Regions from separate parts of the Homo sapiens genome. Here region 1 is linked to region 2. A link is a contact called in ENCODE Hi-C or POLR2A ChIA-PET data. All regions are on one chromosome and are shown on one strand. Each heading gives the region's core, a stretch centred on a gene start or an enhancer-like site at or near the end of the contact. The rest is flanking DNA. Distances are from core to core; before and after follow the strand shown. Region 1 overlaps SIPA1L3 (signal induced proliferation associated 1 like 3). Region 2 overlaps SIPA1L3 (signal induced proliferation associated 1 like 3).

Region 1 (4,356 bases), core at 835-3,334, 41 kb after region 2:
ACTCTAATTCTTTTGTGGTTCTTCTGATCTTGCAAAAGAACCACATTTTTTAAAACTTAAAAAAAAAATTCTGAGACAGGGTCTTGCCCTGTTGCCCAGGCTGGAGTGCAGTGGGAACAATCATAGCTCACTTCAGCCTCAGCCTCTTAGCTCAGGTGATCCTCTTGCCTCAGCCTCCCAAATAGCTATGACCACAGGCATGTGCCACCATGCCTGGTTAATGGTTTTTATTATTCGTAGAGACTGGGTCTTGCTATGTTGCCCAGGCTGGTCTCAAATTCCTGGGCTCAAAGCAATCCTGCCGCCTTGGCCTCCCCAAGTGCTGGGATCACAGGCATGAGCCACCGTGCCTGGCCCTGCAGTTTTTTAGTACTTTTTTATTATGATAAAATATGATAAAATGTACATAACACAAAATTAACCATTTAAAACTTTTATTGTGGCACAATATACATAACAAATTTTTTTTATATTTTATAATTAGCTTTAGCTTGATTGTGGTGATTTTGTCACAATGTATATGTATATACAAGTTGTCCACCTTAAGTATGAACAGTTTTTATTTGTCAGTTATACCTTTAAGGAAACTGTAAAAAAGAAAATATGCACAACTCATTTAGTAACCTAGAAGTCAAGTGTTTAATTTTCTGAAATTTTATTATGCCCAGTTACATTACTGATAGATATAGTTACCAAAAAAATGTACCTTACGTGTGCAGTTCAGTGGCATTCAGTACATGCACATGGTTGTGCATCCATCATCATCCATCCACAGAACATTTTTCATCTTGTAAACTGAAACTCTGTCTCTGAAAAACAATATTCTCCATCCCCAAGACCCCAGTCCCTGGAAGCCACCTTTCTATTTTCTGTCTCTATGAGATTGACGAATGTAAGTGTCTCCTATGAGTGGAATCATCCGGTATTTGTCCTTTTGTGGCTGGCATATTTTATTTAGTATCATGTCTTTAAGGTTCATTCATGTTGTATATATCAGAATTTCCTTCCTTTATGAGGCTAAATAATATTCCAATTCATATTTAAGGCTAAATAATAATGATATGTATATATCACATTTTGTGGCCAGGTGCGGTGGCTCACACCTGTAATCCCAGCACTTTGGGAGTCTGAGGCGGGCGGATCACAAGGTCAACAGATTGAGACCATCCTGGCCAACATGGTGAAACCCTGTCGGTACTAAAAATACAAAAATTAGCTGGGAGTGGTGGCGTGCGCCTGTAATCCCAGGAGGCAGGAGAATCGCTTGAACCTGGGAGGCGGAGGTTGCAGTGAGCTGAGATCACGCCACTGCACTCCAGCCTGGTGACAGAGCGAGACTCCATCTCAAAAAAAAAAAAAAAAAAAAAAAAAAATTTATATGTATATATATATATCTCACATTTTGCTTATCTATTTATCTGTTGATGGACACTTGGGATGCTTCTACCTTTTGGCTATAGTGAATAATGCTGCTGTTAACACTGGTGTGCTGGCAGGGCACAGTGGCTCATGCCTGTAATCCCAGCACTTTGGGAGCCAAGACAGGTGGATCACTTGAAGCCAGGAGTTCGAGACCAGCCTGGCCAATGTGGTGAAACCCGATCTCTACTAAAAATACAAAAAAATTAGCCAGGCGTGGTGGCATGCTGCTGTAGTCTCAGCTACTCGGGAAGCTGAGGCATGAGAATGGCTTGAACCCAGGAGGTGGAGGTTGCAGTGAGCCGAGTTCACACACTCCAGCCTGGGCAACAGAGTGAGATTCCATCTCAAAAGATAAAATAAAAATAAGACTGAAAACAGGAGAGTTTATTCAGTAAACATCAACTGAAGACCCTACTCTGGGCCAGGCACCAATGAGCAAGGCAGGCACAGCTCCTCCCTGGTGGAGCCCACAGCCAGGGAGAAAACACAAGAACCGCAGAGCCATATGGATAAGTACTGTGTTCTGCGTGCTCTGAAGAAGAATGGGATTTTTCAAGCTGTAGTACAGGGAGATTCACAGAGGCTCCCCAAGGAAGTATAGTTTAAGTGTCATTTTCTGGGTGCAAATGGAAAACGTGAATTTGGTGTATGTCTCTAGATAAGCCCCACTTCTGAATGATTCCGGCTGTGGGCAGGGATCCCCAGATGGGCGTTGCTATGGAAGCAGCTTGCACCTCTCACTTCCTGACTTGAGTTTATTTCCGAGTTTCCCGTGCCACCGCCAGTTCCCAGCTGTAAATACAGACGTGGCAGGGTCCCTTTTTCCTGCTGCCTCGTAGCTGCCCAGAGAACGGATGTGGCTGGAATCCAGCCCAGGAGCCTCCTCCCGAGAGAGCTCGTTGTGGAACCTGCCATGTGGCGGTTTCTCTTCCATCCCGCCTCTTTCCTTTGTCCTCTCTCGGGACTGTGCCAGCGTGCCCCAGCCTGTGTTTTGAAACTTTAGACCCCAGCTTGTATTTGGTAGAGAAATGAGCTCATGAGGGCTTCCTCCGCCACCCAGCAACCGGGAAGTTGAGTCAAATCTCTTTCATTTCAGATCCATCCCCCACCCCCACCCCCAGGCCAGATTTGCCACCCTTCTGACAGAAACTGGGTTAGCTGTTCTCTGGGACTGTTTGTGAGGAGGGGACTTGTTGACCTGAACAAAGGAACTACAAACAAGACAGGGGAGGGATGTGGCTGATTGCTCACTGGGATTGGGACTTTTCAGCTACCCTTCAGTGCTTTCGAATAGTAATTGCTAACGTGTTGAGAATTTACAGTGTGCTAGACAGTCTTTAAATCACTTTTAATCCATTTAACAGCTCAATCAAGTGTATATAATTATCCCCATTCTAGAGCTGGGGAGGCGGTGGGCAAGTTCGGCAAGTTGAGTCATTGGCCAAATTCCTGTACTGCAGCAATTTAGGCAAAAAGTGGGCATTTAACCAGAGGCTCCTGGGGCGGCCCAGAGACCTGAAGAAAGCCTCAGGACCAGTCAGTTACTTGGTTGCAAGTAACAAAAACACCAACTCAAATAGACATAAATTTTAGGGGAAAGGATTGGCTCATTCAACTGGAAAGCCCAGAGGTGGGGCAGATGTCTGGGCTGGCTGGTCCAGGAGCCTGGGGCTATTGCCAGTGACCCATTTTCCTTCTGTCTCTTTATTGTTCCCTCTGATGTCAGTGTCATCCTCAAACGTGGCTCCCCTGAAAGTTGCACACCAGCTGCCAGGACCCGCTCAGGCTTGTGTCCTTATCCCTGTCCTGAAAGAAAAAGAAGGTATCTGTCCCGAACTATCATGCAAAACCTCAGAGCTCCTGTCTGATTGGACTAGCACTGGTCATGTGATCTTCCCCGAACCAATCACTAATAAGAGGGGTGAGCTCACACTAGCAGGCTGGTTGCAAAACCTGCCATAGAGGAAGGGCGGGCTGGGTGCTGGGATTGGAACCAGGACACACATGCCACTGTATCTGCATTCTCTTCCTCACTTGTTCACTCCCCACCTCTAGATCTGCGTTATTCATTCTCTTATATTCAGTCTGTCTTTCTGCTTTGTATTCTACTGGACAGGAAGCCTGGCCATCACAGACTGCTGAGCAATACACGTTTCAGTACAGGCCCCCAGAGAGAGTCACCGCATGTTCTCTCAGCCCGAGTCCAAAACAACCCGAGGAGTGGAGGATGTCTCCCTCCGGACTAACCGGGGCCGAGGAAAGGGTTCTTTTGACAGGCTCAGCTGAGTCAGATGTCCCCCACCCACCCCCGGCCAATCAGCTACAGGCAGGGATGAAGTCATTGCTCCCTCTGTCCCCTGCCACGTGCCTACTATAACATCTTCATAGGACCTCTAAGCTGGAATCATTTAAGCAGGATGCCAAAGGACAGCAATTGGGCCACACTTCTTGACTGTAGTGACACTAAAACCTCATTGCAACTCTCTACAGGAAGGCCAGCTCTTCAGTGTGGCCCCCCAGACCCTGCTTGCTCTGGCCCCTGCCTGCCACCCGCCCCCACTCCCGCCTCATCCTGCAGATCCCTGTGCACTGCGCTCCAGCTGCTGGGCCTGCCTTCCTTGAATGCACCATGTCTTCGCCTTGCTCCTGGGCTGCTTTCTTGGTTCTCCCACCGTGCTGCCCACTACCCCTGCCCTTCTGGCCTGGCTGATGCCGACTCCTCCTTCAGATGTCTCCTTCAACACACTCCCAGGGGGTTGCTCCGAAGCCCACCCCGCCCTTCTTCCCTGAGCTACTCATCTGACCTGATCAGGGCTTCCCCCTCCCCTTAATGTCAGCTCCATAAAGGCAGGAACCAAATCTGTTTTGTTAAAGGTATGACCCTTTCCACCAAATATGCTCCTTACTAAACTTTGCTAAGGGAATGAATGAAGT
Region 2 (4,492 bases), core at 439-2,938:
TAGTAGAGACGGGGTTTCACCTTGTTAGCCAGGATGGTCTCGATCTCCTGACCTTGCAATCCGCCTGCCTTGGCCTCCCAAAGTGCTGGGATTACAGGCGTGAGCCACTGCGCCCAGCCTCACACTCAGCTAATTTTTAAATTTTTTGTAGAGATGAGGTTTTGCCATGTTGCTCAGGCCGGTCTTGAACTCCTGGACCCTAGCAATCCTCCCACCTTGACCTCCCAAAGTACTGGGATTACAGGCATGAGCAACTGCACCCAGCCAATTTTAAAAAAAAATATATTTTTTTTTGTTTTGAGACAGAGTCTTGCTCTGTCACCCAGGCTGGAGTGCAGTGGTGTGACCTTGGCTCACTGCAGCCTCCACCTCCTGGGTTGAAGGGATCCTCCCGCCTCATCCTCCTGAGTAGCTGGGCTTACAGGCACCCGCCACCACACTTGGCTAATTTTTGTATTTTTAGTAGAGATGGGGTTTCACCATCTTGGCCAGGGTGATCTTGAACTCCTGGCCTCAAGTGATCCACCCGCCTTGGCTTTCCAGAGTGCTGGAATTACAGGTGTGAGCCACCGTGCCCAACCCTTTTTTTTTTTTTTAATTTAAAATTTTTCTTTAGTGATGGGGATCTCGCTGTGTTGCCCAGGCTGGTCTCAAACTCCTGGCCTCAAGTTATCTTCGTACCTGGGCTTCTCAAAGTGCTGGGATTACAGGCATGAGTTACTGTGCCCTTCTCCACCTTGATTTTTGAAGGATAGTTTTGCTGGCTATAGAATTCTTATTTGACAGTTTTTTTTTCTTCAGCATTTTGAAAATGCTATCCTGATGTCTTCTGGCCTCCATTGTTTGTGGTGGGAAATGAGCTGTCATTTGTACTGATGCTCCCTGTGTGTAGACTTTTTCTTTTCCTACTTTGAAGCTTTTCTCCTTGTCTTTGTCTTTCAACAATTTGACTATGTTTAAAAACAAAACAACACGAAAACCAATTTGACTACGTTGTGTCCAGTGTGGCTCTCTTTCTATTTATTGTATATGGAGTTTCTTGGCCTTCTTGGATGTGTAAACTAATGTGTTCCATCAGATTTGGGATGTTTTGGGCTATTACTTGTTCAGATTTTTTTTTCTGGCACTTTCTCTCTCCTCTCATAGGACTCCCATTATGTCTGTCTTGATGCCTTTGATGATGTCCCTCATGTCTCTGAAGGCCTGTTTATTCGTATTCAATCTTTCTTACAGATTATTTAAATTCTGTACAGATTATATACTTTTTTTGATCTATCTTTAAGCCCACTGGTTCTTTTCAAATCTGCCGTTGAGCCCCTCTAGTGAATTTTTTATTTCAGTTATCAGAATTTCCATTGCTTTTTTTCTAATTTCTATTTATTATTTCTACTTTCCTTTAATTCTTTAAATGTTATTTTATTTATCTTTGAACATACTTATAATAGCTGTTTGAAATGTAACTTGTAAGCCGTCTAGAAGGCAATTTCTATTAACTGATTCATTTCCTGAGTATGGGTCACATTTTACTGTTTGTGTGTCTCACAATTTTTCTTTCATTCTTTTTTTTTTTTTTTGAGACAGAGTCTAACTCTGTTGCCCAGGCTGGAGTGCAGTGGCACGATTTTGGCTCACTGCAACCTCCGCCTCCGGAGTTCAAGCAATTCTCCTGCCTCAGCCTCCCGAGTAGCTGGGATTGCAGGCCTGCGCCACCACGCCTGGCTGATTTTTGTATTTTTACTAGAGATGGGGTTTCCCCATGTTGGCCAGGCTGGTCTCAAACTCCTGACCTCAGGTGATCTGCCCGCCTCGGCCTCTGAAAGTGCTGGGGTTACAGGTGTGAGCCACCGTGCTTGGCCATGAGCCACTGCAGCCGGCCTTTTTTTTTTTTTTTTTTTTTTTGAGATAGGGTTCCACTCTGTTGCCCAGGCCAGAGTGCAGTGGCAGGATCATGGCTCTTCTCAGCCTTGACTTCCTGGGCTCAAATGATTCTCTTGCCTCAGCCTCCTGAGTTGCTGGGACTATAGGCATGCAACACCATGCCCAGCTTTGTGTGTTTGGCGAGGGTGTGCACACACATGCATACGTGTAGGGATGGGGTCTTCCTATCTTGTCCAGGCTGGTCTCAGACTCCTGGGCTCAAGCGATCCTCCTGCCTTGGCTTTCCAGAGTGTTGGGATTACAAGCGTGAGCCACCTCACCCAGCCTCAGTTTGTTTTGTTGTTGAACACTGAACATTTTAGATCATACACTGTAGCAGCTGTGGATTCTGATTTCTACCTTCCAGGCCATGGTTGCCGTTGCCATTTTTCTCCTTTTGTTTTGTTTACTGAGTATCCTGGGCTAATTCTTTGGAGTTTGTCCCCTTGTGGTATAGACTCTTTTCTCTTTTAAAAAAATTGTTTTAATTTTAAGCATAACTTACTAGGGGTTGCCTTTGGTTCAGCATGGTTTAGTGGTCAGATTAAAGGTTGTGCTGAAACACCTTGAGCCAATAAAGCTTCCATCCTTTGCCAATGGATCTGTGTCTGTGGGTTGGGGAATATTTTCAAAGTTCAGTTTCTTCCTTTTTTTTTTCCAAGCAGTTCCTGAGTCGGCCCCAGCCATTACTTTCTGCCTGGCCATCTGGTGTCTCCCTTGCACACTCTCAAGGCCTCATGTTGGGCCAGGGATGTGTGGACAGCAAGGGCCCCCTCTAGTCTCTCTGGAGCTTGTGTGCAACCTTGTATATATGCACATTGTTCCAGACCAGCAGGGCTGCATGGGACCTTACCAAGGCCTTGTGTGGCTATCTCATTCCCTGGATCTTCCTGCTAAATTTCTGGCTGGTCTACAGGCCTGCTGCTGGCTCCAGCCAGATCGTAACCACAGTCTAGCTGTGATGTTGGTCTTCCCCATTTGTTTGGCACTAGGCCCCAGTCCAGCCACAAAGTTTTCATGGCTTGCTCTGCCTTGGTCAAACTGATGGAGCTGGTGCGTGTGATGGGAGGAACCCCAAATTAAACGCCACATGTTCCCACTGTTCTTACTTGAAGTTCAGCGTTTATTTATTGAGTTTTTGAGTAACTGCTTCTTGGGTAGTTATATGCCTTTGGTTGATTTCTAGAATCCTCAAATGGTTGTGTTTGGCAATTCTGTCTACTTTCATTGTTGATTTTGGTGGGAAATACTTTTCTGAGCTCCTCTCCACTTCCCCATTCCAGAAGTCTGGTTAGCAGCTTTGACTTTTGATTTTCTCTTTAATTTAAGACATACCCAGAAGTCTTTCCAAATTTCCAAACTTTAAATATGTAGCTCTAGCTACATATTTCAGTCAATTTGGAAGCTTTTTGAGTTGTTGGGTTTGGTTTTTGTTTTTTAATTTTACTTTTTAGTATGAACAATTGCAAACATATAAGAAGTGGAGTTTATATTATCCAGGTGTGACCAAGCTTATTTTGTTTATATTCTGACTTTGCCCACTCCTCAGCCCATTGTTTTGAGGCAAGTACCATATATCATATTTCCCTTCACCCATAAATATTTCAGTAAATAGTTCTAAAGGGAGAAGAGGCTGAATGCAGTAGTTCATACCTGTAATCTCAACACTTTGGGAGGTGGAGACAGGATGGAGTTTGAGACTAGCCTGGGTAACATGGCAAGACCCCATCTCTACAGAAAATTTTTTTAAAAATTAGGCATGGTGGTGCATGCCTGTGGTCTGAGGCTAAGGCAGGAGGGTTGCTTGAGCCCGGGAGGTCAAGACTGCAGTGAGCCATGTTCATGACACTGTACTCCAGCCTGGGTGGTAGAGCAAGATCCTGTCTCAAAAAAATAAGATAAAAGGAGAAAATTTCTCTTTAGAAACACAACGGTGATATAATTATCACAGCTAAAGCATTTAATAGTAATTTCTGTCTTTCTTTTTGTTTGTTTGTTTGTTTGTTTTGAGACAGAGTCTCACTCTGTCATCCAGGCTGGAGTGCAATGGCCCGATCTCAGCTCACTGCAACCTCTGCCTCCCAGGTTCAAGTGATTCTCCTGCCTCAGCCTCCCAAGTAGCTAGGATTACAGGCATGTGCCACCACCACGCCTGGCTAATTTTTGTATTTTTAGTAGAGACAGGGTTTCACCATGTTGGCCAGGCTGGTCTCGAACTCCTGACCTCAAGTGATCCACCCGCCTCAGCCTCCCAAAGTGCTGGGACTACAGTTGTGAGCCACCGCGCCCGGCCAGCATTTAATAGTAATTTCTTAATATCATAAAATAGACTCGGGGAACCTTGAAAAGTAAGATGCCCAGTCAAGTGAAATCAGATTCTCTGAGAGTGAGGCCTGGACATCAGCATATATTAGACTCCCTCGGTAATTGTGACATGCAGCTGAGGTTGAGAACCATTGAGTTAGATAGAATTCTCTATACCCTTTTCCAGAATTGTTCATTTCTCATGTAAATGCATTAGCATGAAAGTATTCTGATAGAAAATTATCTGTTTTGGGGAATTCAAGAAAATTTC

Evidence for each region. A loop is a pair of places that touch in the nucleus more often than their neighbours do. ChIA-PET counts read pairs that join two places held with the same protein, here RNA polymerase II (POLR2A). Pooled maps may share reads with other maps.
Region 1: a loop to region 2 is called in a map of endothelial cell of umbilical vein, with 4 times the contacts of the local background. The contact joins two enhancer-like sites. A Hi-C loop is called at or near these places in 3 of 168 maps with a recorded cell type or tissue (B cell, GM12878 and endothelial cell of umbilical vein), 31 of 37 single-sample maps with no recorded cell type and 8 of 50 pooled maps. POLR2A ChIA-PET finds 5 or more read pairs at or near these places in 19 of 52 experiments (AG04449, AG04450, B cell and 15 more).

What each region holds. Positions count from the first base shown.
Region 1 is chr19:38,001,372-38,005,727 of GRCh38, forward strand. All of the region lies in intron 1 of SIPA1L3 (signal induced proliferation associated 1 like 3), which reads left to right. Among named protein-coding and RNA genes, the nearest start is that of SIPA1L3, 96 kb to the left of the region's middle. RefSeq lists enhancers at 2,110-2,641, 3,048-3,167. Within about 2 kb of position 2,085, at least 36 of the 41 ENCODE cell types and tissues checked have a DNase peak (open chromatin) inside an H3K27ac peak, as active enhancers do; they include B cell, OCI-LY7 and endothelial cell of umbilical vein, where a contact is called at or near this core.
Region 2 is chr19:37,960,588-37,965,079 of GRCh38, forward strand. The region is part of intron 1 of SIPA1L3 (signal induced proliferation associated 1 like 3); the gene reads left to right. Among named protein-coding and RNA genes, the nearest start is that of SIPA1L3, 56 kb to the left of the region's middle. RefSeq lists a silencer at 1,668-1,917 and an enhancer at 2,391-2,891. Within about 2 kb of position 1,689, at least 5 of the 41 ENCODE cell types and tissues checked have a DNase peak (open chromatin) inside an H3K27ac peak, as active enhancers do; they include B cell, OCI-LY7 and endothelial cell of umbilical vein, where a contact is called at or near this core.